Regions from separate parts of the Homo sapiens genome. Here region 1 is linked to region 2. Evidence: chromatin loops called from intact Hi-C (ENCODE). Cell type or tissue: dorsolateral prefrontal cortex. All regions are shown on one strand. Each heading gives the region's core, and the rest is flanking DNA. Links, peaks and the distances in the headings are about the cores only.

Region 1 (16,598 bases), core at 5,691-13,690, 84 kb after region 2:
AAAATAAACACATCAGCCTAAGATTATCCAGCAGAAATATGTTTCATAAAGAAAGAGAAAAAAAGAAAAAGACTATTTCAGACATACAAAAGCTAAGAGAATTTATAATGAAGGCATCCGCACTACAAGAAATGTTAGAGAGAGACCTCGAAGTAGAAGGAAAATGATACCAAATGGAAATCTGTAATGACAGAAAAATGAACATTAGAAGTAGTAAAGAAATGGGTGACTATAAAGACTATTTAAGTCTCATTAATAGATAACTGTTTAAAACAAGAATAATGATGTTTCCTGTTATTTATAATATATTGAAATAAAATGCATGATAAAAATAACTCAAAGACCATGCAGGGTCAAATGGAAGTATGTTGTTTTAAATTTCTTACCCTGGGAATGAACTAGGACAGCATTACATGAGAGTAGAGTGGTAAGTTAGTGAGGTATACTATAAACCTCAAACCACCACCAAAATAACACCACAAACACCTACATCTACTAAAAGCAGCAGACATAAAGTAAAATACAGATAAAATGCAGACATCCGAGGGGCTGGTCTGCTGCGTGACTTGGCACGGCTGAAGCGCCAGTCGTCCGGCAGGACCTCACCCCACTAATTCCTGTCAAGCAGCTTCATGGACACGTTGGCCAGTGAGACGCCCCTGTTGCTCTCTTTCTTTCTGAGCTGTTTCTCTTCCCTCTGGTTCGGTTTTCTGAGAGCGTGAAAGGAGAGGGTCTGGGGACACCCCACGCCCCTTTTGTGTCTGCCCATCGCAGGTGCCACTACCACCCTGGGCCTCACCATCCCCTGTATTCCTGTCTTCAGCAAGAAGCAGATGTTAATTTTGATGGTTGGATTGGATGCTGCTGTCAAGGTGATCTCTGTATAAGGTAAAGTTAGGGGAGATGGTCACTATCATTCCTACCAATGGTTTTAACGTGAAAAGAGTAGAATACAAGAGCATATGTTTCACAGTATGAGAAGGTCAAGATAAAATTAGGCCTCCCTGGAGGCATTACTTCCAGAATACCCAGGCTCTTATTTTTGGCAGATAGCAATGATTATGAAAGAATTCAGGAGGGAGCAGAAGAGCTACAGAAAATGCTTCACAGAGATGAGCTGGGAGATACTGTGCTGTTGCTTTTTGCAAACAAACAAAATTTGCCAAATGCTATGGCCATCGGTGAAATGACAGACAAATTCAGTCTCTGTGCAACAGAACATGGTATATTCAAGCCACTTGTGCTATACAAGGCACTGTTCTGTATGAGGGACTTAACTGGCTGGCAGGTGAGCTTTCAAAACATTCAATGAAACTGGTTATCTAACCAAGGACATGTTTGATAGAATTGAAACTAGGCTTGTTACAACAAAACTAGTTTGCATCTTGGTTATTATACAATCTCTGGGACTCCTTAGGCAGACTATTACAGCATTTAAACTTGTTTTGTTGCCTTTGATTGTTTACCAGGTATGATGTTACTATTTAGCAATATGCTTGGTTTTAAAGAAATTCTCCTGGGAAAAAGTATCCTCCTTTAATTTTATAACCGTAAATTCCTTGCTATTGTGAAACCTTTAAATAAACCCATTTGAATGCTTTTTGAGCCCACACCAATTTTTTTTTCTTTTTTTTTTTTTTTGAGATGGAGCCAAGCTTGCTCTGTCACCCAGGCTGGAGTGCAATGGCACAATCTCGGCTCACTGCAACCTCTGCCTCCCACGTTCAAGCAATTCTCATGCCTCAGCCACCCAAGTAGATGGGATTACAGACTTCTGCCACCACGCCCAGCTAATTTTTTCTATTTTGTTTGTTTGTTTTAGTAGAGACGGGGTTTCGCTATGTTGGCCAGGCTGGTCTCGAACTCCTGACCGCAGGTGATCCACCTGCCTCAGGCTCCCAAAGTACTGGCATTACAGGTGTGAGTCACTGCACCCAGTCAACAAATAATGTTTTAAATTATCACCTTGCTACTTTACTGATACCTTTGTCATTCCTGAGACAGTCTGCTCATTTAAAAGTGTAGCATTTTATTGGTATTTATTTATCTCCCTTGCCAAAGAAGATTTTTTAAATACTGCTTATACCAGCCAGGAAAACGGTCCAAAACACTATTCAGTTCTCTTGCGCTGAGGAACTTATTTTTTACCTCATACTGATTCCTTACTTCCATCAGCCAAACTTACTTTGGATTCGATAGCTAATTAGTTATGTGACGATTGCAAAGAGTTCATATTGAGATGGTTTTTAATACTCAACAGATTGTGTTCCTTTATATTGTATCTTTTTAATGTTGAATGTCACTTGGTATCACTCTAACTCTTCGCTTAGTATATGATATCTCTGCTGATGTTTTATTTTTATTGGCAAATGTATTTTCATTAAGAGTTTTCAGAAAACTCATCAAATTCAATAAATAAGTTTCCTCATAACCCATTTGGAATTACTCCCAATATAATGACTAAAATATTTAAAAAATTAAAAAATAAAAATGAAATTTAGTTAAGAAAAGGAAAGTAAAAAAGAGGTAAGAGCAGACAGGACAAAGAGGAAACAACAAATGGTAGATTTAAATCCATTTCCAATACATAAAAATGTTTCTGTTATATTACTGTGTGCAAGATATTTATAAATGTCAGGTTGTGATTATAGGAGATATCTTTGTAACAATAAATTGTTCATTCTCTCCTGCCTTTTAAAGTGTCACTAAAATTATTTCTGCTTTCTTTTTCTTTTTTTTTTCAGTATGTCTTTTCTTATTCCTATATATTCAGGGTTTTTCAGAATCTCACATTCAGAGCAAATGGATACATTTTGTTTTATTGTCTGCGTTTTTTTTTTAAGTAGCTGACTGACTTTAAAATTATCATGTGTGATGTGCATTTTTTTCTAAACATTCCACATATGACATAGGTTTTCTTTTTTTTTTTTTTTTCTTAAAATTTTGGAAGTTCCACAATTTGCCCTCAAGACTGTACTATCAATCTAGTTAATTTTATACAGTATTTATTAACTCTAAATGTCAGCCCTGATAATAATAGGATTTTCTTTGGCAGATTTGTTTCTCCATTTTTTGATGAGTTTAATTTTGTTAATTTTCTCAGCATCTTCCTGTATGCCTGTAAAATAGGTATATGACAAATAGTTTTAAATTATATCTTTGAATGCTATCTATAAGAAACACAATAATAAGTATGTTTATATGTCTCATCATTTTTTAGCCATTATTCTCATATTTATTTCCATTATTAGTTCTACAGTTCAATGTATACTCAATGCTCACCACGATTTGTTTTTGTGTAATTAACCCTTTATTTTTTGGTTGTTTTTATTTTTTATCAATATTTTTTTCCATAAGGACTTATGAGAAATGTGTTCTTCCCTATAACTCAAAGTTAAAAACAAAAACAAAAACAAAAAGCCAACTACTAACACTAATAAAAAGTGGGTTAATGACTTGAATAGAATTTTCTTCAAACAAGACACACAAATGGCCATCAGGCATCACTAATCACGAGGGAAATGCAAATCAAAACCATCAAGTGATATCACCTTAAAGCTGTTAGTATGACTGTTATAAAAAAAAAAAAAAGACAAGTGTTGACCAGGAGGTGTAAAAATTGGAACACTTGGACACTGTTAGTAGAAATGAAAAATGGTACAGCCACTATGGAAAACAGTATGAGGATTCTTAAAAAACTAAAACTGCAATGTGATTCAGTAATCCTACTTTTGGATATTTATGCAAAAGAATTGAAATCAGGAACTTGAAGAGATATTAGCATTACTTTAACAGTTAATCGCAGCACTATTCACAATATCCAAAATGTGAGAAAAATGTTAAGTGTCCATGAATAGATGAATGGATTTAAAATTTTTTTATATACATACAATAAAATACTATAGTTTAAACAAGGGGAATTCTTCGATATGCAACAACTTGGATGAACTTTGAGGACGTTATGCTAAATGAAATAAGCCAATCACAGACAGGTAAATACTGCATGATTCTACTTATATGAGGTATCTAATATAGTCAAATTCATAGAAAGAAAGAATGGAATAGTCATTACAGGGGACTGGGGAGGGGGATGTTATTAATCAGTGGGCATAAAGTTTCTGTCAAGCAAAGGTTTAAAACACCTATTTAACTTTTCTGGGAACTGAATCAGACCCCCGATTCTTCCTGAGGAGTGCATAGCTGAAGAATCTGTTTTCTCTTCCCCCCATACTTATTTGAGCACGGAATAGGAGATGGCTTTTTTATTAAGCTCACTAATGGGTTTGTATTAGAAATTCTCATCAATCTGAAGTTCTGAGAGCTTCTGATGGGCTCTGATGAGCAAATTCTCATCTTCTTTCCCCTCTGTCTTCCCTACTCTGTTCTTCAGCGACCCTGGCATTTTCTCATCTTCTCACTCTCCAAACACTCTTCTTGCTGAGAGCCTTCTCAGTTGTTGTTATGTAACCATAGAACAACTGTGCTAAAGCCCTATCCCTTACAGTAGAAAAGGAGAAGGTTGTGATACAGACACAAAGAGGCATAACTATTTAAGAAGTATTGCTGTTTTTATGCTAAGCTAAAATATCTATGAAGGTATAATAGAGAGGAAGACAGATGGAGCAATGATCCATAAGAAACGGAAGAATGTAGGACAAACAGTGCCAGTGGGTGACTTTGCATTGAGCCACAAGATGGACACAATCTTTAAAACTAGAGGATCAGAAGTTGGCATGGATGTTTCATGGGGAAAGAAGGGGGAGATAGGAAATTTTTTAAAAATTGTCTCCCCAAATTTTCTCTGTGAATTCTTAGACAAAGTCATCTTTTGAGAATAACCAGAATGAAAGTTAATTTTGTTAGATTATAGATGTTTTCTGAGAGAGATGGTAGGAAATTGAATATATATATGTGAGTGTGTGTGTGTATGCATATAATACATAGTTATATAAACATATACATATGTGATTTTACTTATAACCAGGGCTGAAACAGTCACAATATGGCATTGACCTAATTTAGAGAGATTTCTAAACTAATATAGCTAATACAGTGATTCTAAGAATAAATTCGTTGGAAAAAAATTCCAACAGCCTGTTAACTATTGGCTTGTTAATTTTAAGAACAGGTATCATGAAAAATAGTGATTTTCATACAAACCATTTGTATGGCCTTACAAAGACATCCCTGCTCATAAGATTATTTTCTCAGGATGAATTTGAAATCCATATAACATATAAACTGGAACATACATCAAAGAATCATGTACATGAGTTTGAAACATTTTATAAGTGAACTTTGCATACCTTCAAAATCTTAAAAAGAAGAAAACTTTCATTTTTTTTTCAGCAGGCCATTTGTGAAATTTAGCATAAAATTCTGTCTAGTAAAGTTATATAATTTCTCCCTGAAAACCTTTCTTTCAAGTCATTGGATAATTCAAAGCTGTATGGGATAAAAAGAAATGGTTTTTCCACAGTGCATAAGATTGTAACCATATGCACCCAATAGTCCAATTTCTACTATTGGTTATATTATGTAAAAATAAATGACAGAATCTCTGCATGGAAAGCCAATATTACAGGGAAGTAAGTGATACAGTGAAAATAACCAGAGTGTTGTCTGTTAACTGTAACTGGAGTGTATTTGCACTGCAGTTTCTGGAATTAGACTGTTTAATGTATGTTAAGCAAAATAAAAGAAAATTCAAACATACTGAATAAAGTCAATAACTAAAAATATGTGCTATTTACATGTTTCAAACTTTTTATTTGCTTGCTTTTTGTCTTGTTTTGTTTTGTGGTATAAGTATTATTTTAGGAGAGATGAAGTAGGAACATGATTGATAATTAATATTCATTAGGGAAATTTTGTGATCGGGAGTGAAGTTTTACGATTCCTTCCTCCCTTCAGCCATTTATGTAAGTAAAGCAGTTTCATGCATTGAGACTTCCCATAAGATTAATTTTGATAAGAGAGTTTTCTAATACAAAGTTTCAAAACTGCTGGGCACTGTCAGAAAAGAACACCCTTTCCACAATTCTGGTTTTCTTGAGAAGATATTTTCCCTAAACATACTGCTATCATTGCCCTAACCCTGTGTCTAAGATGGAGTTATTCAGTTGATCAGTTAGTTGATTGATGAATGCCACATATTGGTCTACAAGTCTCAATGAGATGAAGTGAAGCTCTCAAAAGTCCACTGCATGATATTTGATAGCTTTAATGCTTCTTTCTCTGTTCATTCTAAACATCAAAATAAGCATGTTAAATCTGAAGACAAAATTTCCTGTGTTTGGTTACCCCAAATTTCAGTCTAGGGGTAGTCTCCTTAGCATAAGAGTAGGTTATCTGACTCTTATAACAAGTTATGTAACCACATTTTATCTGTATAATAGGATATTTTTGGCTTTCAGTTTTGTTTTATTTTTGGCTTTCATCTTTGTTTTATTTCTTAAATTGATCAGAATCTGGTCTGAGAATTAGGTTGATGGCTGCCTCTGACATTTCAATTGATTAGGTGATCTTTAAGGGCTTTCTCCTCTATGAGAGGGGAATAAAATTTACTGCCGATTAGTGAGTGATTACTAGGTATCATGCATTATTTTGTGTAATTTTCACACACCTTCACATCTTCTCTTTTAACTCCTCTACAATCTGATGTGGTTACTATTCTTATGCTTATTCTACTGATGAGGAAACATAGACAGAAGGATTTACTTACTTGCCAAAGGACATAGCTTGTAAGTGGTAGAGTCCAACACAAATTCAGTGCAGTCGGAATTTAAAGGCAATTCCTTTAAAAGATATTTATATCGCATTTAACATGAAACATATGACAACATGTCCTGACTAAATTAACATGTGATGTTTGTATTAAGTGAAAAATATAAAATTTAAAAAAGGAAATAAACACAGGCACCCATAATTTAATCATCTTCTATCTGATTGACTCCCCCACCCCTTTTAGTCTTCTTTTCCTCATCAAGTTAATGCTGATAGACTTGTTTGTCCCTCCATAACTTTCCTCTTGATCTGACAAACATAGGAATTCACATATATAGATGACTTGGGCTTTTTTATTTGTATATTCATAACCAAAATCTACAAATTACTATAACACTTCTTATTTTTTACATAACTGTATATTATACATCAAATTCTAATTTAAAATTAATTTATTCATGTTTATTATTTTACATCAATTAGATCCACCCCCTCTTCTTTTTATATGACTGCATACAGCAACCTCAGTGTGTACACACATAATGGAGTAAAGTCTGGGTGTACTTAAATACTTTTTTAAATGCTTATATATTTCTATAAAATATGTAGATTTATAACTTGAGTTTAGATAAATCCACTTTTAAGAATTCAGCCTTACAAAGGGTTTCATTTACTACTTCTATTTTGTCTTGCAGAGCATTTCTTATTATTTAAAAGGATTTTTAAGGATTTTCTTTGCTTCATGAACAGATGGGCAACATCACATGAGAACCACCCACGTCAAAGTTTTATACTTAATGCATTTTATGGCAGGTTTTCCATTTGCAGGCTCACAGTTTGTAAATTCATACCACTAAAAATATTGTGCAACATGCATCTCATGACATTATTTCTTTTGTTGATTATGGTATTGTAGGGGCAGAAAAGGAGTGATCTTTTTCTTCTTCATAAGAGCAATGGCCAACACCTCTATAACAAAAGACATGTTAGAGAAAAACTTAGCACATTTATTTGATTATAGTTTTCTGTGACATGAGAGCCTCCAGAATGAAGACCCAGAGATACAGGGGAAGATATCCAATTTTATGCTTTGGTTCAATGAAGCAGGGACAGCCATGTACAAGTGTGATTGAACAGAAAAGGACAGGAGCTAGCAGTGATAGACTCAAGAATTCTAGCAGGGCCTGTTTGTTCAGGTTCTTCTTGGCCTCTCTGTACAGAATTTCTTCCTCCCACGTATGGGGTAGGACTCCTCTGAAATGAGGGTCTTAATTTCTTTATGGCCAGCTGTTCCACAGAAATGTGGGGAAAATTCAGAGTAATATTTTTAGGCTTGATAGCTGACTTTAGGGAAAAATGATTTTAGTTTCTATGACTTGCCTCAGGCATGGATGAGGGGTAAGAGACAGGAGACAGGAGGGCAGGAGAAGGTCAGAGAGAAACTGCTTTTGATGCCTTCATTTTGGGGTATTATTTTCAGAGCCCCAGTAGTATCATTTACATTCTTTTCATGGGTTTCTTTGGTCTTTATTCTTCTGTTTTTTTCATTAACTGTCACATTACATAAACTATTTATACACATACACACGGATGTTCCATATGAGTCTGAAATAAAAATGCATAATAGTTACAAAACAATTTAAAGATAAGTTAGATGGTCAAATAGTAGAATGATTAATGAATTTGTAGGACTATTCAGTTTTTCTTTTTCATTTCATTTTTAAAGTTGTACTTGCCTAGCAATTTATTTCAAATTTGTTGGCATATGTTTATTTATATTATCTCATTATCCTTTAAATGCCTGAATAATATTGATATTAGTTATTTGTAACTTGTATCTCTGTTTTAAAAAGTTTATCTATATGTCTTGCCACAGATTTATTACTTTTATCATTATGTTCTAAGAAACAGTTTTTGCCATCTTGATTCTCTTTGTTTACTTTTTTTTCTTAATGTTTCTTTTTTTTATTTTTAGTTTTTGGAGACAGGGTCTCACCTTGTTGCCCAGGATGGAGTGCAGTGGCATGATCTCAGCTCCCTGCAACCTCTGCCTCCCTGGCTCAAGCCATCCTCCCACATCAAGCTACTGAGTAGCTGAGACTACAGGTGCGTGCCTCCAGGCCTAGCTAATTTTTGTATTTTTTATTGAGATGGGGTTTCACCATGTTGCCCATGAAAGGTGAAGCCAGCTGGACTTCCTGGGTCAAGTGGGGAATTTTTCTGTCTAGCTAGAGGATTGTAAACACACCAATCAGTGCTCTGTGTCTGGCTAAAGGATTGTAAGTGGACCAATCAGCACTCTGTAAAAGGGACCAATCAGCAATCTGTAAAATGGACCAATTAGCAGGATGTGGGCGGGGACAAATAAGGGAATAAAAGCTGGCCACCCTAGCCAGCAGTGGAAACCCACTTGGGTTTCTCTTGAACTTTCTAGCTAATCGAGGGTACAAGGCGTCTAGGTTGAAGGCCCAGCTTTGCCTACAGCAGGTCAAATATCTAGGCCTAATCTTAGCCACAGGGACCAGGGCCCTCAGCAAGGAATGAATACAGTCTATACTAGCTTATCCTCACCCTAAGACATTAAAACAGTTGCGGGAGTTCCTTGGAATCACGGGCTTTTGCCGACTATGAATCCCCAGGTACAGCAAGATGGCCAGACCACTCTATGCTCTAATCAAGGAGACCCAAAGGGGAAATATTCATCTAGTAGAATGGGAACCAGAGGCAGAAACAGCCTTCAAAACCTTAAAGCAGGCCCTAGTATGAGCTCCAGCTTTAATCCTTGCCACAGGACAAAAATTCTCTTTATACGTCACAGAGAGAGCACAGAGATAGCTCTTGGAGTCCTTACTCAGACTCGTGGGACAACCCCACAACCATTGGCATACCTAAGTAAGGAAATTGTTGTAGTAGCAAAAGGCTGGCCTCACTGTTTACGGGTAGCTGCAGCGGTGGCCGTCTTAGTGTCAGAGCTATCAAAATAATACAAGGAAAGGATCTCACTGTCTGGACTACTTATGATGTAAATCACATATTAGGTGCCAAAGGAAGTTTATAGCTATCAGACAACCACCTACTTAGATACCAGGCTCTACTCCTTGAGGGACCGGTGCTTCAAATACATATGTGTGTGGCTCTCAACCCTGCCACTTTTCTCCCAGAGGAGGGGGAACCAATCAAGCATGACTGCCAACAAATTATAGTCCAGACTTATGCCGCCCGAGATGATCTCTTAGAAGTCCCCTTAGCTAATCCTGATCTTAACCTATGTACCGATGGAAGTTCATTTGTGGAGAATGGGATACAAAAGGCAGGTTATGCCATAGTTAGTGATGTAACTATACTTGAAAGTAAGCCTCTTCCCCCAGGAACCAGTGCCCGGTTAGCAGAACTAGTGGCACTTACCGGAGCCTTAGAACTGGGAAAGGGAAACAGAATAAATGTGTATACAGATAGCAAGTATGCTTATCTAATCCTACATGCCCATGCTGCAATATGGAGAAAAAGGGAGTTCCTAATCTCTGGGGGAACCCCCAGTAAATACCACAAGGAAATCATGGAGTTATTGCATGCAGTGCAAAAGCCCAAGGAGGTGGCAGTCTTACACTGCCGAAGCCATCAAAAAGGGGAAGGAGAGGGGAGAACAGCAGCGTAAGTGGCTGGCAGAGACAGGGGAAGACCAGCAGAAGGGAAAGACAGAAAGAAAGTCAGAGAGAGAGAGGGGAAGAAACAGAGACAAAGAGGGAGTCAGAGAGAGAGAGAGAAAGAGACAGACAAAGAAGGAGTCAGAAGGAGAGAAAGAGAGAGACAAAGAAGAAGTCAAAGAGAAAGAAAGAGAGATGGAAGTAGTAAAGAAAAAACAGTGTACCCTATTCCTTTAAAAGCTGGGGTAAATTTAAAACCTATAACTGATAATTGAAGATCTTCTCTGTGACCCTGTAACACTCCAATACCACCTCGTTGTTGCCTTCCATTTCCAGAGTTTTTGTTTCAATATGTCTAGAGTCAGGCCTGAGAATTTTCATACCTAATAAGTTAGGGTACTGCTGGTTCAAAGATTACACTTAGAGAAGAATTGCTCCAAAGTAGGCTTTCCCTTGGTGTGGGCAGATGACTGCTGGGAATCCTGGGACTACCCTATTTTTTGGTATCTGGATCATACGCCCAGCCCAAACTAATCATTAAAGCCTGGATGTTCCAGATGGTCAGGCCTGGGTCATATGCTCAGCCCTGTATCTGGAGACAAGGTCACATGGACTGAAGAAAGCAAGGACCCACAAAGGATATTTTGGATACTATTACAGAAGAAGGCTGGGGGGCAGCGCTGGGCAAGCACAAACATCACATATTCACCAATGTCCTCTAATTCACAGCTCGACTCTGATTTGAAGAGTAGGATGGTTAAGGACATCAGAAAGAATTTCACAGAGAAAAGGGTCGAAACAGAGCATGCAAAACCACAAAGGTAAAAATAATCAAGGTGGGGTGTGAGATATGTTGTTCCAAAGTAATTTATTATCTATTTAAAAAGGAAAGAAATTGTGCCATTTCTGACAACATGAATTAATCTGGAGGACATTCTGCTAAGTGAAATAAGCCAGGCACAGAGAGACAAATACTGCGTGGCTTCCCTTATACATGGAATCTAAAGTAATGAAACACATATAAGCAGAGAGTAGAATGGTGATTACAAGGGGCTGGAAGGAAGGAGAAATGGGGGTGTGGGTGAAAAGGTACAAAGTTTCAGTTGTGTAAAATAAACATCTGGAGATCTACTGTACAACACAGATTACATGCCTGGTTATTAGCAATATTATAATTAATAATACTGTATTAAATGCTTTAAAATGTGCTAAGAGGATAGATCTTATGTCAAGTGCTCATACTCCAAAAAGAAAAATAAATAAATTTATTTTTAGAAACAGCAATAAATGGGGCTGGGAGAAATTTTTGAGGATACTGGGTAAGATTACAGTATTGATAACAATGATGGTCTGATGGCTTCACAGGTATACACCTATCTCCAAACACATCATGTTGTGTATACTAAATATTTACAGCCTTAGTACGTCAATCATACCTTAACAAAGCAGCTAAAACTTTATTATTGAAGTGGGGAAGCTTTTAGGAATTAAAGAGAGCATCATTAACAACAACGTCAGGACAATAAGTGAAACCAGGAACCGTTCTGTACAAACCAGAACTTATGGTTATTTCAATCATGGATTTTGGGAGAGTGGAGAAAAATAAAACTAAAAATGTCTGCTGGAACCTGTTCAAAAAGAAAACAATGTCTTGCTGAGTGTTTTGGAATTTGTGTTCTGGACAAAGCATTTTCATCATCATACCTATCTTAGACATAGGGTTAGTGAAGTGAGAGAATTACTGCTCATAGACATGTCAGAGTGGGCATTGATGCAACCTAAAGGACATCTATGTTTAACCACTTAGATGACTTTGACACTTGACTTCAGCCTTTAAGCTTCTCTGATTTATATTTTAAATATAAATGTCTTAGAGTCAGAGACTGTCAATGGCATTTGATGGGCCATTTTGGGACATTTTGATTATTTATAGTTTTTTGATAATTAATTTGCATAAACATTTATTTTTATCAGCATATTTAATTAGTTTGACCACAACCTGAATCCTGAGGAACAAAGTAAACAAATTTTAAATCCTTTAGATGACTTACCTGAGCTCAGTTTCCATCATGCCAAAATCTGTTTGTCCTCTGGGCCCTATGGCCATTATATATACAGCTGCTTATACCCTAGACAGCATTTTAAAGCTATTTTCATTTAGTAGTATATGATACTAAGTGCACTCATGTTAATATATATTATCACAAAATTTATTGTTATTACTAAATATATATATTATATATATATGTACTAAGTATGTGTGTATATACATATATATATATATATATCCCTGTCAATAATAACTTTAAGTGACCGGAAACTTCACTGAAATGCAGCGTTTTGACTTCAAAATGTAATGGTATCAATCATAACTTGGAAGAGTATGAACATTTTCAAAACACTTCAATGTACAAAAAACCACAGTGACTGAGAGGAAACTGCTGCTATTTATTTGCAAATTACTTGCTGAAAATGTAGTTTAGTATCAACGTGTTGCCCAGCTATAGAAGGGCAGCATTCACTTTGTGTTCTATGTGAGTAGAAACCGCACAGTTGTACAACATGGTTGATCCTCAGTTACATTCAAAATTTCCCAAAAGGTATAGCTCTTTATTGCAGATGCTGAGTTATTTTTGGTTTTTACATTTTATTAGTCACTGTTACAACAAAATTTTCTTTATAAAGCTTTTTACAAATCTAGGAAATACATCTTCCTTGGCAGAAATGATTTCTGCTAGTCTAAGTGGAGCCTGCTCCAAGAACCCTGGATGTTGATCTGAATTATTTCATAAGCATCCTTTCCAGAAACACATTGACAAAAGTCCCAGAATGCCTGGATGGCTCTGAGAGCACACCCTCCCCATGAGACTGTGATAAAGTTACTCATTTTTAGAGCATTAACTTAAGAAGTTATAGGAAAAGATGTTTTTTTCTTTGGACTCACAGTTAGCTATAACATAACAGCAATAGATAGAAAGCTCCCATTTGCTGGAGGAGTGTCCCACCAGCCAAAAAAACAAAAACAAAAACAAAAAGTATGTGGAGGAAAAAAAAATACAAAACAATACAAATACAACATACTAAAGCACACTTGAATTTTGAGCTTGGGAAAACTTAGTGTCCAAACACAGGTAAAAGGGTTTCCAAATAAACTGACCATCTGAGGGATATTTTCCACAAATTTTAGTGTTATTGGAAATGGATAATTTGAGAACAAGCGGGGAAAACAAAGGAATAATTCTTTAAGCAGGCATGTTCTCCTGTAATCTTGCCCTTGTGAAAAACTGCCCGCAAGCATACTTAAGGGCTTATTGTTCTGTTTTCTGTGTGTGTGAGGTATGATCATGCATCTGGGGAATTAGTTATAGAATGGAAAACGTTCCCTGGCCTGAGACTACAGACAGAGCTGTTCCGGCGTTGCTTTGGCTTAGTGACAACATGTTAAAATTCCTCTTAGTGCAGCCATGGTGGAGTCTCAATTTTTCTCAAACAACAAGATAAAAATTATTCTAGTTTGCAGACCTTGCTTGATCGATTTTATGTTTGACCAAGAAATCACAAAAGCAACTTGTATATTCAATTACATAATAATTTTTAAACATTATTTGTAAATTTATTTATTTGCCTCTACATGCCATTCAATATCTAGCTAAGCAAACAAGTAAAACACATGTGAATATTTGTATCACTGTCCAAAAGACATAGATGAGCAGCAAGGAAATAAATGCCATGACCTTTTACTTGGCTACAGGTTTGTTGATTGCGGACAGATGTTTAATAGGTTTTCATTTTCTTTCCATTTTTTTTAAATTGTACTATGTCTCAATTATTTGGAGATGATTTATCCAGTTGTCAACACCTTTAATCTAATTTCCTAAAGCTTGGTGTAGATTGTTACTGGGTGGTGTTACTGGGTGGTACGTAGAAAAGCATGAGGAAGTTTCAGCATAAATCTGCTAGTTTTCTATTGATACTACTTCAGTAAGTTTAGTGGAAGAGAAAAATATGCATGTACTGAAACATTTATGAAAATGGTACATTGTAATATGTCTTAAGAGTGAATTGATTTTTTGTAACTGTTACAGTTTCTAAAATGCTCAACAGATCCTATTTTGTTTTATTTAGACATGCTTTTCAAAAATTGCTTAGATAAAATATTAATTTTCATCAGGTTTGTCAAAAACAGCTCACTTTCTTCTACTTGGAATGCTGCTTGCTTGGTTTCTGGAAAATATAAATATATTTCTTGAGATATGCTAATTTAAATAAAATTAAATAAAAAATGCAAATTTAATTTTTAAAAAATTTTAAATACTTTTTAAAAATAGAAAAAAGAATTGAAAATAATTTTATCATGTCAACCTCATCCTTTTGCATTTCGCGTCAGACATATTAACGTAGTGTGATGCCTGGAACATTTTAAGAATACTTTGGAATTAAAAAATTTATTTGCTAGGAAAATTTATTTTTTACTTACTTACTTATTTCTTTATTTTTTGAGACAGAGTCTCAGTCTTTTGCCCTCACCCAGGCAGGAGTGCAGTGGTGCAATCTTGGCTCTCTGCAGCCTCCACCTCCTGGGCTCAAGCGATCCTCCAATCTCCACCTCCCGAGTAGCCGGGACTACAGGTATGCGCCACCAGGCCCAGCTAATTTTCTTGTGTGTGTGCATGTGTGTGTGTATATGTGTGTATGTGTGTGTAAGTGGGATTTCGCCATGTTGCCCAGGCTGGTCTTGAAGTCATGGGCTCACGTGATCCACTGTCTCAGCCTCCTAATATACTGGGATTACAGGCATGAGCCATCGCACCGGGTTGGAAAATTTAAATTTCCATAGCGTTTACAGAAACTTAGGAAACAAGAGAACTCTAATTTTCTAAAATCGAGAGCTAACTTGAAAGCAAAGAGGAAACAATTTATTGTTTGCCAAAGTTGTAATAATGTTTGACTGTGGTATGATTAACAGAATTGAGTAATGAATTAGTTTATGTTAGATGATTTGACGTAATTATTTAACCTGCTGTTTTATTGGTTTGTTTTATTTTACATAATATGACGATTAAAACTGTGATTTGACAGTATCTTTTAAAATTTATGTATTTGGTTAACCACTAGTTTGTATCTTAATCTAAAAAACCCTGTATTGATGTTTTCTTTGGTCATAAATTCTTCTTAATTTATTATATTACTAAATTTGAAATATTGACATTAAATTTCGTCAGCTGAAACATTAAGGAGATAATTTTTTTCTCTCTCTCGGTAGCTTTTGAAGGTGGGGAAATTGTATGAAACCAGTCTCTGTGATAGATTTATTATCAACCTTTACTTCTCTTGTTTGGATATATAATAGATATTTTCTTAAAATAATATGCATGTAAAATACAGCACATTTTTAATAGAAACACGTCTTCTAATATTTACATTGTGTTACAAATTATGTTAAGCTGTAACATCTCTCTTATTTCTTTTTTCTTTTTCTCTTCTTTTTTCTTTAGGCTTGCTCTCCTTTTTTAAATTGTACATGTAATATTAACTGTAGGGGGTTTTGAAAAAGTCAGGTGATATTGAACAATTTCACTATTAAAAACAAGAAAGAAACCCTGGATGCTTCTCAGTCTTTGGTAACAGAAAAACTTGCAGCATTTTTATTTTTTAGGGGAAGAGTCATAAACTCTGTTTTGTAGGTAACCTGGAAAAGGGTGTTTTTATCAGATAAATGGTCAAGACAGGGATATGAAGTCACTGACATCAATGCCTATTTGCATTATTTTTATGAAAAAAATGTTGTTGATACCAAAATTGGCACATAATCCAAAAAAAACAAGCAATTCAATATTTTGATGTGTGCTACAAAAGTGATGAATAATTTGGGTTTGTCCACATTACCAAAATAATAATAAATCCTTCAAAAATATTAGTGTATTAGATATCTTTCTGGGTTTTGAGATTTTGTTTCCTTTTAGTGCACTAGCAATCATGTAGATTTATTCATTTACATTTGTGTTTACCTATAAGACTTCTATATAGTATTGTTTGTAGTAAAGTATATTTAGCCCCTTTTTTTCTTACAAATATTGAGCAACAGCAAATTCTTTTAAGTGTGTGCATTTTTTAGGTATAAAGCCATGATTAATGTCTTTCTCTAACTTGTCTGAATTTTGTGCAAAATCCAAATATATATCTGGATTTCACAATAGCACTGCTTTTACCTCATTCTGTCAGGTCAAA
Region 2 (16,598 bases), core at 4,666-12,665:
CATTCACAATAGCTACAAAAAATTACTAAGGAGTAAATTTAAGCAGGGAGTTGAAAGACCTGTGCCTTGAGAACACCCATGAAAAAAATTGAAGAAGAAATAAATAAATGAAAAAAATTCTATGTTCATGGATCAAAAGAATTAATATTGCTAAAATGTCCATGCTTTCAAAGTGATCTACAGGTTCAATGCAATCTCTATCAAAATTCCAATGACGTTTTTCACAGAAATAGATTAAACCATTCTAAGATTTGTATGAAAACACAAAGGACCTCTAGGGGCCAAGAAAATCTTGAGTAAAATGAACAAAGTTGGAGCTATCATGCTACCCAGCTTCAGGAAGTAATACAAGCTATAGTAATCAAACCAATATAATACTGGCATAAAAGCAAAAACATAGATAAATGGAACAGACTAGAAAGCCCAGAAATAAAACCATACATTTATGGTCAATTGAGTTTTGATAAAGCTTCCAAGAACTCCCAATGGGGAAAGGACAGCCTCTTCAATAAATGTTGTTATCCACATGAAAAAAATAAAATAAATTTGGATCCTCATCTGAAGTAAGAACTGAAATTATAAAACTACTTAATGAAAACATAGAGAAAAACTTCATGGCATTGGTCTGGCAAATAATTTTTTAGATATGATCCCAGAAGTATAGACAACAAAAGCAAAAATAGACAAATGAGATTATTTCAAACTAAAAATTTTCCACACAGCCAAAGCAACAATCAATAGAGTGAATCACATTGCCTTAACCTACAAAATGGGAGAAAATATTTCTAAAGCATACATCTTATAAGGAGTTATTATTCAAAATATATAAGGAGCTCAACTTAATAAGAAAACAACCCAATTAAAAATGGGCAAATAATCTTAATAGATACTTCTCAAAAAAAGACATACGAGTGGCAAACAAGTGCTCAGTAGCACATCAGTGAAAACGTGCTCAATATCACTTATTATCAGAGAAATGCAAATTAAACCCCAATTAGGTAGCGTCTCACACCTGCTAGAATGGCTATTATTAAAAAGATGAACTATAATGTGTTGTTGAGGATGCTGAGAAACAGGAACCTTTGTACACTGTTAGTGGGAGTGTAAATTAGTACAGTCATTATGGAAAACACTATAGAGATTTTTTAAAAATTAAAAATAGAACTACCATATGATCCAACAATCTCACAACTGGGTATATATTCAAAAGACATGAAATCAGTATATCAAAGAGATGTCTGCACTCCTATGTTCACTGAAGCATTATTCACAGTTGCCAAGATTTGAAATCAATCTGAGTGTCCATCTGTTGATGAATGAATTTTTAAAATGTGCTATATATCCGTAATGGAATACTCTTCAGCCATCAAGAAAAGGAAATCTGTCATTTGCTATAATATAGATGAACCTGAGGGACATTATATTAAGTAAAATAAGGCAGGTACAGAAAGACAAATATCACAGGATCTCACTTATTATGTGGAATCCAAAAATGTTGAACTCATAGAAGTAGAGAGTAGAATGGTGGTTACCAGGGGCTGAGGTGGGGTATGTTTGAGGAGATTTGGTCAAATGATACAAGTTTTCAGTAAGATAGGAGGAATAAAATTAATAGATCTATTGTATTACATGGTGACTATAATTAATAATGAAGTATTTTGTTCTTGAAAATTGCTGAGAGTAGATTTTAAGTATTGTCCTAATAAAATGATAACTATGTGAGGTAATGTATATATTAATTAGCTTAATACAGTCATTCCATCATGTATACATATTTCACAACATCATGTTGTACATGATAAATATATACAATTTTATCAAATTTAGAAATAAATTCATTTTTTAAAAGGAATGGGAGTTTTGTCAATTCAATAATGCACATCTACTAAAAATCTGCTGGTACACTTGGTAAAATATTGAATTCTTTAAGCTCAAGGTTGATACATAAGGCAAGAATGTTCTCTCTCACAACTTCTAATCAACATTGCACTATTGCCATTGCCAGTGCAAAAATACCAGGGATTAAAGCAAAATATCATATACTTTGGAAATGAAAGGATAAAATTGCCTTTATTCACAAATGACATAGTTATCTATACAGAAAATCCTAAGGAATTTCTTACAGATCTAATAAGTGAGTGTGTAACAAGCCAGGGAATATAGGTCAAATGTAGGAAATGGAATCAAATTACCATATATTGATGATGAATAATTGGAAATTAAAATAAAAAAATTTTTAAAAATTAAAAATGGCTAACATATTGGAAGTAAGAGATGTAATCACTGAAAATTCTCATTTGAAAAGTATGTATTTCAGAAAAAATGAACCATTTACAAATGAAGACACCATAAAAATTAAAAAGTAAGAAATAAGTTAAAACTGATTTTAATATCTGATGAGATAAATATCTAGAATATATTCAGTTACACACACACACACACACACACACACGCACACACACACACAAATTAGAAGGACAAAAGCATCAAGAGAACCCAATACAAGGTTGGGCAAATGATGCAAACATACAACTCACAGCAAATGAAATAAACAAGACCAATAAACATAGTGTAAAATATCCCATACTGCTGGTAAACAGATAAATGCAAATGAAAACAATATAATACCATATTATTCTCATTAGAGAGACAAAATTTTAAAAGATCTGGCATGTATATGAAGCAACAGAAAGTCATGACTCAGGGTGATTATTGGTAGCTTGTAACTGTTGAAGATATTTACTGATAAAATTTAGCTTTCTAATTTTATGTATAAAACCCAGACTCTAAGACTCTAGCATATGTACAAAAAAGAACAAGCTGTGTGCATGATTACTCATTGAAGGATTGGTTTGGTTTTAATAATGAATGTGAAAAAGTATGATATTATACTCCAGATATCCATCAACAACAGAAAGGATAACCAAAGTGTAATAATGCAACACATTACTGTACTACAATTATAATAAATGAACAAGCAATATGTATATTAATTGGAGCAGATCTTAATGGTATAATATGTAGTGCCAAAAACAAGATGAAAAATAGTACATATAATATGACAACATTTAGATATGTTTAAAAGTATTCAGTATGCAGCTTGATATTGTTTACAGCCACATAGGTATATAGTAAAAGTATAAAAAGGACTCTTCAAAATGAGAATCATCAAATTCAGATTACTGAGTACCTCAGAGGAGAGATAGAGGGAATTAAAATTAGGGAGGAATAGGCAATTAAAAGATTATTTAAAAGCCCAAAACAAATAAACAACATATAAAGGTGTCCTGAACCTGGATTGATTCATAAAATGAAGTTTATAATATTTTTCTCTACACTTTTCACTATATTTGAACTATTTAATGATAAAATAGACCAAAGTAAGGAGAAACTGCTGTTGTCTTTATCAACAAGTTTAAGGTTGATTTTGGGACTTTATTTATTAATTATGTAATTCATAACAGTTTACAACCAAGTGAGACAGCATTGCATGGCAGTGAAACCTATTCTTGTTCAATCTATTATTTAACTGTTTTATGAAATCAGTCCCACTGAGAGTTGTCTAACTGTAAAATTATAACACTTGAGGACAAACAACTAAATGTGACTATATAAAATTTAAGTCACTTTTTGCACAGAAGCTTTTACAGCTGCCTATCTCCATGTGCACTTATTTTAAAACTCTTCGGACTAAAGTTCAGAACTTTCTGTGAGCCCGTCAACTTACTTTCTTCTGTCATTTAAGACAAGGGAACCTGGTTGCATATAAATGGCTTATTGAAAATTATTTTAATATATGTTATACAAAGCACTTTATATGTTTATGTTTTTATCTTGAGCCAAGCTTCTGTTATTTTGCTATTTCCAATGATGCAATGTATGGACATTATTAAATAAGGAAAACACTTTCATCTAAATGTAATCTTCATCATAAAATTTACTGCTGGGAAGTTCCTGTTCCAGAAACCAAAAGATAATGACTGCATGTGGAATATGCTTTTTATTTACTTTCACAATAATTTTTTAAGGTAAATCAGTTAAAAATGTAACATTCAGTTTTATCAAGATGTAAGGTTGCCGTACTAGTTTCATTTGATACCTACTGACATTACCATGCTCTTTAAAAGTTTGGACACTTTTGTTTTAGTATTCTTTTTATCTCCTTATTCTGGGACTTTTCATCTCTAAGCTGGGGATAATAATATTTCCATGATTTCAGAAAGCTTTGTAGTATTCTGATCCTCATAATTGTAATCTTCTTTATTAAAAGAAGAAATAAAACAGAAGTGTGAAAGTGTTGTCCAGGCATTCATTGAATAATTTGGGTCTTTTGGCCTTCCATTTACTAGTAACATATACATCCAAAATTGGTCTCTTAATTCAGCAAATTTTTTTTTTGTGAGAAATTTGTTCTTTCATTTTATTTTTTATTTATGATACTTTAAGTTCTGGGATACATGTGTAGAACATGCAGGTTTGTTACATAGGTATATCTGTGCCATGGTGGTTTGCTGCACCCATCAACCCGACAACTACATTAAGTATTTCTCCTAATGCTATCCCTCCTCTTGCCCCCCACCCCCCGACAGGCCCCAGAGTGTGATGTTCCCCTCCCTGTGTCCATGTGTTCTCCTTGTTCAACTCCCACCTATGAGTGAGAACATATGGTGTTTGGTTGAATGACTAAGTCTCGCTCCGTCACCCAGGCTGGAGTGCAGTGGCGTGATCTCAACTCACTGCAACCTCAGCCTCTAGGGTTCAAGCAATTCTCCTGCCTCCACCTCCTGAGTTAATTTTTGTATAAAGTGTAAGGAAGAGGCCCAGTTTCAGTTTTCTGCATATGGCTAGCCAGTTTTTCCAACGCCATTTATTAAATAGGGAATCCTTTCCCTATTGCTTGTTTTCATCAGGTTCGTCAAAGATCAGATGGCTGTAGATGTGTGGTGTTATTTCTGAGGCCTCTGTTCTGTTCCATTGGTCTATATATCTGTTTTGGTACCAGTACAATTCTGTTTTGGTTACTGTAGACTTGTAGTATAGTTTGAAGTCAGGTAGCATGATGCCTCCAGCTTTGTTCTTTTTGCTTAGGACTTTCTTGGGTATACGGGCTCTTTTTTGGTTCCGTATGAAATTTGAAGTAGTTTTTTCTAATTCTGTGAAGAAAGTCAATGGTAACTTGATGGGAATAGCATTGAATCTATAAATTACTTCGGGCAGTATGGCCATTTTCACAATATTGATTCCTCCTATCCATGAGCATGGAATGTTTTGCCATTTGTTTGTGTCCTCTCTTATTTCTTTGAGCAGCGGTTTGTAGTTCTCCTTGAAGAGGTCCTTCACATCCCTTGTAAGTTGGATTCCTAGGTATTTTATTCTCTTTGAAGCAATTGTGAATGGGAGTTCACTCACGATTTGGCTTTCTGTTTGTCTATTATTGGTGTATAGAAATGCTTGTGATTTTTTGCACATTGATTTTTTATCCTGAGACTTGCTGAAGTTGCTTATCAGCTTAAAGAGATTTTGGGTTGAGACTATGGGGTTTTCTAAATATACAATCATGTCATCTGCAAACAGCAATAATTTGACTTCCTATCTTCCTATTTGAATACCTTTTATTTCTTTCTCTTACCTAATTGTCCTGGCTAGAACTTCCAATACTATGTTGAATAGGAATGGTAAGAGAGGGCATCCTTATCTTATGCTGGTTTTCGAAGGGAGTGCTTTCAGCTTTTGCCCATTCTGTATGATATTGGCTGGGGTTTGTCATAAATAGCTCTTAATATTTTGAGATAAGTTCCATCAGTACCTAGTTTTTTGAGAGTTCTTGTCATGAAGGGGTGTTGAATTTTATCAAAGGCCTTTTCTGCATCTATTAAGATAATCATGTGGTATCTGTCATTGGTTCTGTCTATGTAATGGATTACGTTTATTGATTTGCATATGTTGAACCAGCCTTGCATTCCAGGGATGAAACAGACTTGATCATAGTGGATAAGCTTTTTAATGTGCTGCTGGATTCGGTTTGCCAGTATTTTTTTGAGGATTTTTGCATCGATGTTCGTTGATTTCAGGCCAATAGGCCTGAAATTTTGTTGTTGTTGTTGTATCTCTGCCAGGTTTAGGTATCAGGATGATGCTGGCCTCATACAATGAGTTAGGGAGGAGTCCCTCTTTTTCTATTGTTTGGAATAGTTTTAGAAGGAATGGTACCAGCTCCTCTTTGTACCTCTGGTAGCCAAATTCTGCTAGAATTTGGCTGTGAATCTGTCTGGTTCTGGGCTTTTTTTGCTTGGTAGGCTATTAATTACTGCCTCAATTTCAGAACTTGTTATTGGTCTATTCAGGGATTCGACTTCTTCCTGGTTTAGGCTTGGGAGGGTGTATGTGTCCAGGAATTTATTCATTTCTTCTAGATTTTCTACTTTATTTGTGGAGAGGTGTTTATAGTATTCTCTGACTAGGTCAGATTGATAACCCAGCCCTTTCAAAACACTGAAGCCCTAAGCAGAAAACTAAATAAAGGGATGTACTGCATCTTTATGCACTGTATTTAATGTTTACTAAACACCAATGTTTGATGTTTATTTGTCATTCTGCGTAAATCAAACAAAACATTTTTATTCTTGCTGTTGTGAACAATATGATTTTATTTTTTTTCATACTCAGAGTTGTTGATCACTTTAGTAGCTTTGTCTAGCTTAGAGCAAAATAATTTCTTGGGATGAAGTTAGGCCATTTCTGTGTTCACTTATTTATGGAGTATGTAAATATTTCCAATACATCTGAGAAAGAACAACCTATGCTATTTGCACCTTTTCTAGGGGAAACACTCCCCAGAAAACCCCTTGTTATTAAGGTAGAAATATATCCCTGTTAAGAAGTCAGATTTCACATATAATCCACAATTCTTAAGCACAAATATGTCAACTAGTCAAATACATTCAAAGGACAAACAGATAATTTTTGGAATACAGGATTGCTATGAGCCTGAAAGTTTGTGTGCTCCCAGAATTCATATATTGAAGCTTAATCACCAAGTGATGGTAATAGGAGGTGGGACCCCGTGGAGGTGATTAAGTCATGAAGGTAGAACCCATGAATGGGATTAGTGCCCTTGCAAAAGAAGTCCCAGAGAGCTGTGCTGCCTCTTCCAATATCCGAGGATGAAGCTAAAAGGCACTATCTATGAACCAGGAAATGGGCTTCCATCAGACATATAATCTGCCAGCCCCTTGGTCTCAGACTTGCCAGCCTTTAGAACTATGAGAAATACATTTCTGTTGTTTATAAGCTGACCAGTTTATGTCATTTTGTAATAGCAGCCCAAGCAAATGAAGACAGGACATGAATAGACAACATAAATGTGGGGCATGAAAAGCAATCATGTATGAAAAGACCTATTCATAAAAGATAATTGTCTTTTCAACCAGTGTTTTTCACACTTGGCTCATATTATGCAGTAAAGATACCTGAAGAGATTTTTTAAAATTCTCTGAATATGGACCTTACCTCAGATGTAGAAGATAAAAATCTCTGAAGTTGAGATAAAGATATTTGTATTTTAAAATACTGTGCCAGCTATTTTGGTGCACAGCCAAATTTGGGAACCCACTAACCAAATATATATTCTGGAATATAATCTTATTTTTGTCAAAACCATGAGAGTAAAAAACAATTCTCATCACAATTATAGAAACATTTCCTAGAAGTCAGTTGCAGTCAGCCTGTACCAAAAACATTTTGCATGAAAGTACTTGTGTATGCTGGGTTTCTAGTATACTGATGGACTCAGGTTTGAATAATTACCAAAAATAATTGCATTTCCATATGTAAAATGAATTTTTATCAGCTGCAGAAAAATAAAAGTATATCAGCAATAAATACAGAATTCTGTAACAATAATAAGCACCATCACTTATGCAGTGTTTACTTTGTGCTAACAATACACTTAAAGAACCTCAGAGGTCACAGTTGGTCATGCAGGAGATCCACAAAATCGCAAATAGGAATCTGGATTTGTCCAAATAAAATATATTATCTTGGCTATTTCTGGTTATCCACTTCATCTTTTCACCAGTCTGTTAGTGAGATGTTAGTAAACAATAGGATTATGGTGTAGAATTCTCATATATCATTTACAGTTTCTGCATATTTACACTGGTTCTGTAATGGTTTACTCATGCTTGATTAACTTAACCTTCCTATAAGTTATAAAGGACCCCAACAGGTCATTATTAAAAAGAGTTATCTAACTTAAGTGGACTTCTCTAGCATATTAGTCATGCAGAGATACCCTGATATAGAAAACCAGTTAAGAATATTCCTTACAAAACAGTTTCTGAACAGAGCCCACTATCAATTGAGTGTGCTTCATTTTATATCACTAAAGAAACCTTAGGGTTTTCTAAGGAGCAATTGCCTTTCTACCTGTCCCCTTTTGTCCTTCAGAAATCCCAAGCATCCTGAAATGGTTCTTGTTTCCTCTCATGCATAATTCTGAGAGGATTACTAATTGTCATAACCTATATATGCAATGTTTTAAAAGTATAGGTAGATGCATCTATCATTGTCATTTATTTTTTATTTTTATTTATTTATTTATTTTTTGAGACGGAGTCTCGCTCTGTCACCCAGGCTGGAGTGCAGTGGCGCAATCTCGGCTCACTGCAAGCTCCGCCTCCCGGGACTCACGCCATTCTCCTGCCTCAGCCTCCCAAGTAGCTGGGACTACAGGCGCCCGCCACCATGCCGGGCTAATTTTTTGTATTTTTAGTAGAGACGGGGTTTCACCGTGTTAGCCAGGATGGTCTCCATCTCCTGACCTCATGATCCACCCACCTCGACCTCCCAAAGTGCTGGGATTACAGGCGTGAGCCACGGCACCCGGCCCATTGTCATTTATTTTTATAATATTCCTGAAGACATAAGAAATGATAGGATGAGGATGACAATGTTGAGGATAACGATGATGATGATGATGACAACTACAAAAGAAGTAGAGAAAGAGGGAGGAAGAAGATAAGGTGATGATAGAGAAGAAAAGGAAGAGAGGAGCATAATCTTAGAATTTTTAATTGATTGGTTATTATGAACTAGGTGTAAAGCCAAGCATTTTATGTACTCTATGAAGTAGTACTGCATTACTTCCATTGCCATATGCAGAGCCAGTTATGCAAGTGGCTTTAATAACAAAACTTAAAAAAGGGATGCTAGATCTCGAACTAATGTCTGCTCAATTTTCAAAGACAACTTTACTAGAATTATATGCTTTGGGAAAAATAAATAAACAGGAGTAGAAAGCTCAATTTGAAAAAAAATATATATACTAGTCATTTCAGTCTCTGTACAAAGGAATTCGAGGTATCTGCAAATATGTTCGCTTTTCAAGATACTTAGTAGAAAAGTAAACTGATAGTGATATTTGATAAATATTCATTTAACTGCATTTTCAGAATAGTGAATATACGCCTACTTTATTAAAAATTTTATTGTGAATAAAAAGATACTAGGTTTTCTTTTATTTTGATCATGCAATATTAACTATTAATATTAAAAACAATACTTATGACACCAAGATCTCACCATGCTGTGTTAAAAGACATTATAATTTGAAGTTAAGAATTAGAACATTTTTAATATGACAGCTGGTGGAGTGATGACTATAGTTTGAAGAATAGTACTGATACTTAAAATTTAAAAAATACTATAGAACACTCATGATAAGGTTTTATGTTTGTTTATCCTTGAGGAGTTAGATCTTATTATATACTTACTAAGCATGCCTTTTTCATATTTTAAAAAATCTGTTGTTCCAAAGAGCACCTCTTTAAGACAAGAGAAACTTTTCCTTCTCAAATAGTTCTAGTACTATATCATTAAAAAGTCATTGGACTTTATGTTAAACCTTTTAATTTCTTGACTACCATTAAAAATGTATAATTGGAATTTTTTGTATTATTCTTCCCTTAGAGTCCACAGATACACATTTTGGATATGCCACCTAGAGATGATGTAAGTGTTGTCAAGTTTCCTTTCCTGGATTTTATGTTCTTCAGGATGAGAAACAGAAGTACATAATTTGGCAAAAAGAAAAGTGATTCTCCTTTTGCCTAAGAGGCAAATGTTTTAGTGATGTGCACAATGAAAACACTACAAATTCCAACTGGTATGTGATGCTGTTCTAAATGTGGGAGGTAAGAATGTCTGGGGAAAAGGAATTGTCTGTGGAGGATGGGTGGGTCTGAATGAGTAGGAGTTTGTTCCAGAAATCTAAGAAACAGATGGAGTTTGGATTTGAAGCATGACTTAGATTCAAATGTGCATCCAGAAAAATCCACTGTTCCTCTATTTTTTAATTTTCCTAGTTGAACTCCCACCTTTGATTTTTTGTGGGCTAATGTTTTTTCTGTTGCTACTGTTGAACTTTTCCTGAGCCATTTTTAAAAAATAATTATTCCTTTAATTATTTGATTACATAATTTCTTTTTCAAAATACAAGTAGAAATGGAAATGCATCCTTTTTACATGTACAGAAGAGCTATCAGACTTTGAAAGGTCCAAGTGGCACAACACTGCAGCCTGGACTAGCAGGAGAGCCTCGTTTTGCTCTGGATCTTGCAGAAAGTTGGCAGATTTTTTAGGGTCAATTTCATAAATGGGCCTGTTATAAACAGTGTACACCAAAGTGGGATAAGTGACCTTCCAAATCCAAAGAGATATATGTAGGAAAAAATTCAAATGCCACTAGCTTTTTTCACCTTGAAGTAACTAACCTACAAGTCTGAACTATTGTTCGCTAACAACTGTACAGAGATATCAGGCTCCAGGATTTATTTCTTTGTTCAGAAATGTAATTTATAAAACTCATTCATGTTAACTGGCTATTCTGATTCACCAGGCCCTTTCATCATGATATTATTGATGTAGTGTTTGATCCCTACATGCATAATAGATCCTTAGCCCTGTGTTGATTTATAATAGGAGTCAACAGCTAATTATAATAACTCTCTGATGTATACTGAGAATAACCATAATCTATACCAGCCAATAAGCAATTTAAATGAGAATGTAATAGGAATCCCAATCCTTGAAGATGTAAAAATTTAATGATAACATTATTGATTCCTTCAGGAATATAATAATTGCTCTTAGTTTACTATTTTAAAAAGCTGTGAATTGTCAGTGGTTCCTTATATCTAAATTGCTTTGACTCCCTGAATGGAAAAGGCAACATGAGAATTGTGTCAGTACTTAAAATATTTTAGACAGATTGTTTCTGACCAATATGGCCAACACATATAGCAAATGTGTAACAAATACTGGATATTTTCTACATAAGAAAAATAAATAACTGGACAAAATAAAATAAAAAGATGCTTCTTAATATATTTGATATGAGACAATAGAGTACAATCCTTGAGAGAGAGGAAACAAATGAGGCAAGCTCTGCGATTGCCTAAGTTGACTGATTTGAGAGAATTTCCAGGTAACAGAGCAAGAAGATGAAACCTAGGTAGAGCTTGTCATACTTTCCGTGTTGAGGAGACTTTGCTAGTCATCCAGGAAGAACACGACTTCTAGATTTCACAAGACAGTGTTGGAGATGAGAGTTGCAAAGGGAGACAACTCTAGAGATCTGTAGAAAGACCCTTCAAGTGTTCATCTGAGTACTGATCAATGCAAGTGTATGAAAACTAGTTGAGGCTTGGGTATGAATTACCCGAAAGGATTAGAATAAAAAATAACTTGAGGCCGGGTGTGGTGGCTCACGCCTATAATCCCAGCACTTTTGGAGGTCAAGGCGGGCAGATCATGAGGTCAGGATATCGAGATCATCCTGGCTAACACAGTGAAACCCTGTCTCTACTAAAACCACAAAAAAATTAGCCAGACGTGGTGGTGGGCACCTGTAGTCCCAGCTGCTCGGGAGGCTGAGGCAGGAGGATGGTGTGAACCTGGGAGGCGGAGCTTGCAGTGAGCCGAGATCACACCACTGCACTCCAGCCTGGGTGACAGAGTGAGACTCCGTCTCAAAAAAAAAAAAGTATCAGATTACTTCTCAGTGGCATAGATGTGTCCCATAACAAAGGTTGAGAATATAAGACTACAGAAATATCCAGCACCCAGCACTCAACAAGGTAAAATTCACAGTGTCTGTTGTCCAATGAAAAATTATCAGATATGCAAATAGGCAAGAAAATACAATCCCTAATGGGGAGAAAATTAAATCAGTTGATGCCGATACAGATGTTAGAATTGGCATAAAAGGACACTAAAACAGTTACTACAACCTTATTTCATATGCTCATAAAGCTAGATAAAAAGCTGAATATGTTAAATAATGACAAAAAAGATATAAAAATATAGTCAAACGTCTAGAGTTGAAAACTACGATGTCTGAGAGGAAAAAAGCACTGGATATTACATATTGTAGCAGATTACATATTGTAGAAAAAACCGTGAACTTAAGACATAGCAACAGAAATTACTTAAAAAACACATAGGGAAAATACTTACTTAAAAAAATAAACACAGCATCAACAAGCCTTGGGACAACTTCAAACAACCTAATTAACAATTGTAACTGGAGGCATGAAGGTTGTCAGGTAGGTGAAGGGAAGTGTTAGAAAAAATATTTGAAGATATAATATGAGAATTTCCAAATTTTCTGAACACTATAAATCATGACTGCAAAAATGTTAACAAAACAAAATTTTATACATACATTATATGTATATAAAGCACAAACAAAATTTTATACATACTTCAAATATTTATAAATTTTATATATTATATATATACACATGTATAATGTATCTTGGTGTATGTGTGTGTATACACACACACACACACACAGAGATACAGACACACACACCAAGCTACATCATAATCAAATTGGTTCAAACCAGAGGAAAAAAAACACATTATGTCTAGAACAAAGGAAAGCATGATAGCAGGTTTTTTGTGGAAACAATGCAAGCAGTAAAACAACTGAGCAACATATTTAAGTAATTGAAAGAAAAAAACTTTCTACCTAGAATTATATACCCAGCCAAAATATCTTTGACAATAAAAGTTAAAAAAAAGTTGAAATAATTTGTCACCAGCAGGCCTGAATAACAAGAAATTTTAAAGTTTCTCCATAAGATGAGAAATTTTCTTTTTATTTAAGTTAATGTAAAAAACAATTGATGACTTATTCAAGCATAATAATGTATTGTGGGGATTATAAAAATATAGAAGTAAAATATCTGACAGGAACTGTACAAAGACTGGGAGGGAAAAAAGGAAGTATATTGTTTTAAGTTACTTATATGTGGGATGAAATAATAGTGCATGAAGTCAGGTTATGAAATTTAAGGTATATAAACTCTAAAAGGACCACTAAAGAAACATGACAAACTTATAGCAAACAAAGGAAATAAATAAAGTAAAATAAAACCACAAAAAATATTAAATTAAAAAAGGTAGAAAAAGGGGGCAAAAAGGCTGAAAAAGAGGGAGAGAGGAGCAAAGAACAGGTAGAACAAATGGAAAATAAATAGAAAAATTTTAGATATAGAATCATCACATTAAATGTAAATGGAACAAAAATGTCAGATAATGCCGAAATAGATAAAATGCAAGACTCAACTATAGATGCCTACAAGAAATCTTTAAATAAGGCACACATATGTAAATAGTGAAATGATAGAAAATTATATATCATGATAACATTAATTTGAAAAAAGGTGGAGAGGCTGCATTAATATCTGACAAAGAATATTTCAGAACAAAGAATATTACTAAACATTAAAGAAGGTAACTTTATAATGATAAAGGGATCACTTAAGAGGTCATGGCAAACCTAAATGTTTATGCAACTTGTAATGGAACCTCAAAATACATGAAACCATAATTGATAGAATTTCAAGGACAAAAACAAAAATTGACCATTATAATCAGGGATATTAACACACTTATCTCAATTAAATTGAGATCTCAAAAAATTACCTGGAAAATCAGTAGCTATATATAGGACTTGAGCAGTAGTATTAAATACATTAACTTAATTGACATTAATAGAATACTCTATCAAAGAACAAGATAATACACCTTCTTTTTAAGTCATCATGGAATATAATATAATATGGGCCTTAAAAGAAATCTCAATAAATTTAAAAAGATTCAAGTCAGATAAAGTTTTTCTGACCAAAATTAAGTTGAAATGTATTAACAGATGTCTGGAAAATCCCTGGTACTTGAAAACTATATAACACACTTATAAGTAACCCGTTTGTCAAATATATTTTAAACCAAATAGAATATTTTAAAAAATCCCAGCATATGAAAATTTGTGGAATATTGCTTACTTGGTATTAGAGGGAAATTTGTAGCACTAAAGGCCTGTTTTTATGTCTACATAAGTGTCTCGAATGAATGACCACAGCTTCCACCTTAGGAATCTAGAATACAAAAACAAATGATACCTAATGTAAGAAGAAGAAAATAATGAATATTAAAGTGAAAATCAATAAAATGGAAGATGATTTAAAGATACAGAAAAATGATGAAACTAAACCAAATAGCCGTATACCTATTTGGGTATAGAGCTATTTGAATTTGCAGTTAAAACATATATATAAGAAAACTCTGAATGACTTCATTACAAGAAAAACTTAGAAAGATGTAACACCATTTCTATACAAACTTTTTCAGGAAATTGTTTAGGAAAGTATACATCCGAACTCATTCTATGAGTTCAGCAATGTCCTCTCTTAAAACCAAAGACATTACAAGAATAGAAACTGCAGACAAATATTCTTTTTAAACATAAAATTGTACAAATAAAATGTATAAATATATTAAAAAGGGACTGGGCGCGGTGGCTCCTGCCTGTAATCCCAACGCTTTTGGAGGCCAAGGCAGGTGGATCACCTGAGGTCAGGAGTTCGAGACAAGCCTGGCCAACATGGCAAAACCCCATCTCTATTAAAAATACAAAAATTAGCTGGGTGTGGTTGTGGGTGCTTGTAATCCCAGCTACTTGGGAGGCTGAGGCAGGAGAATCACTTGGACCCAGGAGGCGGAGGTTGCAGTGAGCCGAGATTGCACCACTGCACTCCAAGCCTGGGCAACAAGAGCAAAACTCCATCTCAAAAAAAAAAAAAAAAAAAAAAAAAGGGTAGTACATCATGACCAAGTAAAGTTTATCTCAGGAATGCATGAACACTTTAGCATTAAAATATCAAGTAATAATAACCACAATATGAACAAATGAAATAAAGTGACACCACATGATTTTCTGAGAGACAGAGAAAAAGCATTTGACCATATCAAATACAAATTCCTAACGTAAAACTCTCAACAAAAGTGTGAATAGAAGAGAATAATTCTCAACTTGATAAAGGGGCATCTTTGAGAAACCTACTGCTAGCCAACACCATCCTTACTAGTGAATGACTGAGTATTTTTCCCTTATTATCAAAGGAATGTCAGGATTTCTTCTTTCACTACTTCTGTTAAACACTGTACTAGCCATTCCATGAAGTAAGACAAAGAAATATCAGTTGCTTAGATTGGAAAAAATGAAATATAACTATTATTTAAGATAATTTGATCATCTATATAAAAAATTCTATGGAAGCTATGGAAAAAGATACTAGAACTAATATGTGAATTAATACATTTGCCACATGTAAAAGCAATATAAAATTTAATATTTATCTGTATACTAACAATGACCTATTCAGGAAATTAAATTAAAAATACCATTTAGAATAGCATAAAAATGTGATAAATTTGAGACAAAAATGACAAAAAATATATGAGACATATACCATGAAATCTACAAAACACTGAAAACAGAAATAAAAGATAACCTAAATGGAGAGATACATTGCGTTTATGAATTGAAAAACTCAGTATTGTTATAGTGTTAATTCTCCCCAAATGGATTTATAGATTCAGTGTGATTTCAATCAAAATTCTACTTTAAAATTAATTTGTACATTTAACATACAAGGAAGTGGAATTACCAAAATAAATTTTAAAAATAAGAAGATGGTTGGAAAATGACTACTCCTGATTCCAAAATTTATTATAAGGCTGAATTAATCAAGAGATAGATAAATATATTAATGAAATGGAGAGTCTAGGGCTAGACATATGCATACACGACAACTGATTTTCAACAAAAGTTCAAAGCTCCTTTAGTGGAGAAATGACAGTATATTTAAAGAATAATATGAAATAATTGGATAAGCATATGCAAAAAAATAAACTTAGATCTTTACTTCACACTACATAAAAGGTGTATCAAAATGAGTCATAGAATTAAGTGTATCATCTAAAATTATAAAACTTCTAGAAACAAGAATAGAGATATTTTTTGTAACTTTCATTTAATGAAAGGTGTCAGATGTGTCAACAAAAGGACATCTATTAAATAAAAAATACATGAAGCTTCATAAAAATCACAAACTTCTACTCTGAGACATATCGAGAATGAAAAGGTAAGACACGGGCTCTGACAGCATTTTTGCAAATCACAGCAGTAAAGTACTCATACTCAGAAATCTCAAAATTCAATAGTATGAAAACAAAGCAATTTTCAAAAT

What was found. Peaks named below come from ENCODE experiments on the same cell type or tissue, not always from the same donor. Only the 100,000 strongest peaks of a DNase experiment are listed, where the experiment ranks them.
Region 1: a loop joins it to region 2, with 5 times the contacts of the local background. A loop is called at or near these places in 2 of 110 quality-filtered maps.

Annotation. Positions count from the first base shown.
Region 1 is chr13:80,887,560-80,904,157 of GRCh38, forward strand. It overlaps LOC124903241 (a long non-coding RNA gene), which reads left to right and starts at 8,702. Exons shown (of 4, transcript XR_007063927.1): 1 at 8,702-8,832; 2 at 11,100-11,191; 3 at 14,876-14,999. It also overlaps the pseudogene ARF4P4. In dorsolateral prefrontal cortex, for the core only: no CTCF peak of the experiment used is centred there; no DNase peak of the experiment used is centred there; H3K27ac peaks cover 2,455 bases.
Region 2 is chr13:80,804,560-80,821,157 of GRCh38, forward strand. No RefSeq gene overlaps it. Among named protein-coding and RNA genes, the nearest start is that of LINC00377, 210 kb to the right of the region's middle. In dorsolateral prefrontal cortex, for the core only: no CTCF peak of the experiment used is centred there; no DNase peak of the experiment used is centred there; H3K27ac peaks cover 2,189 bases.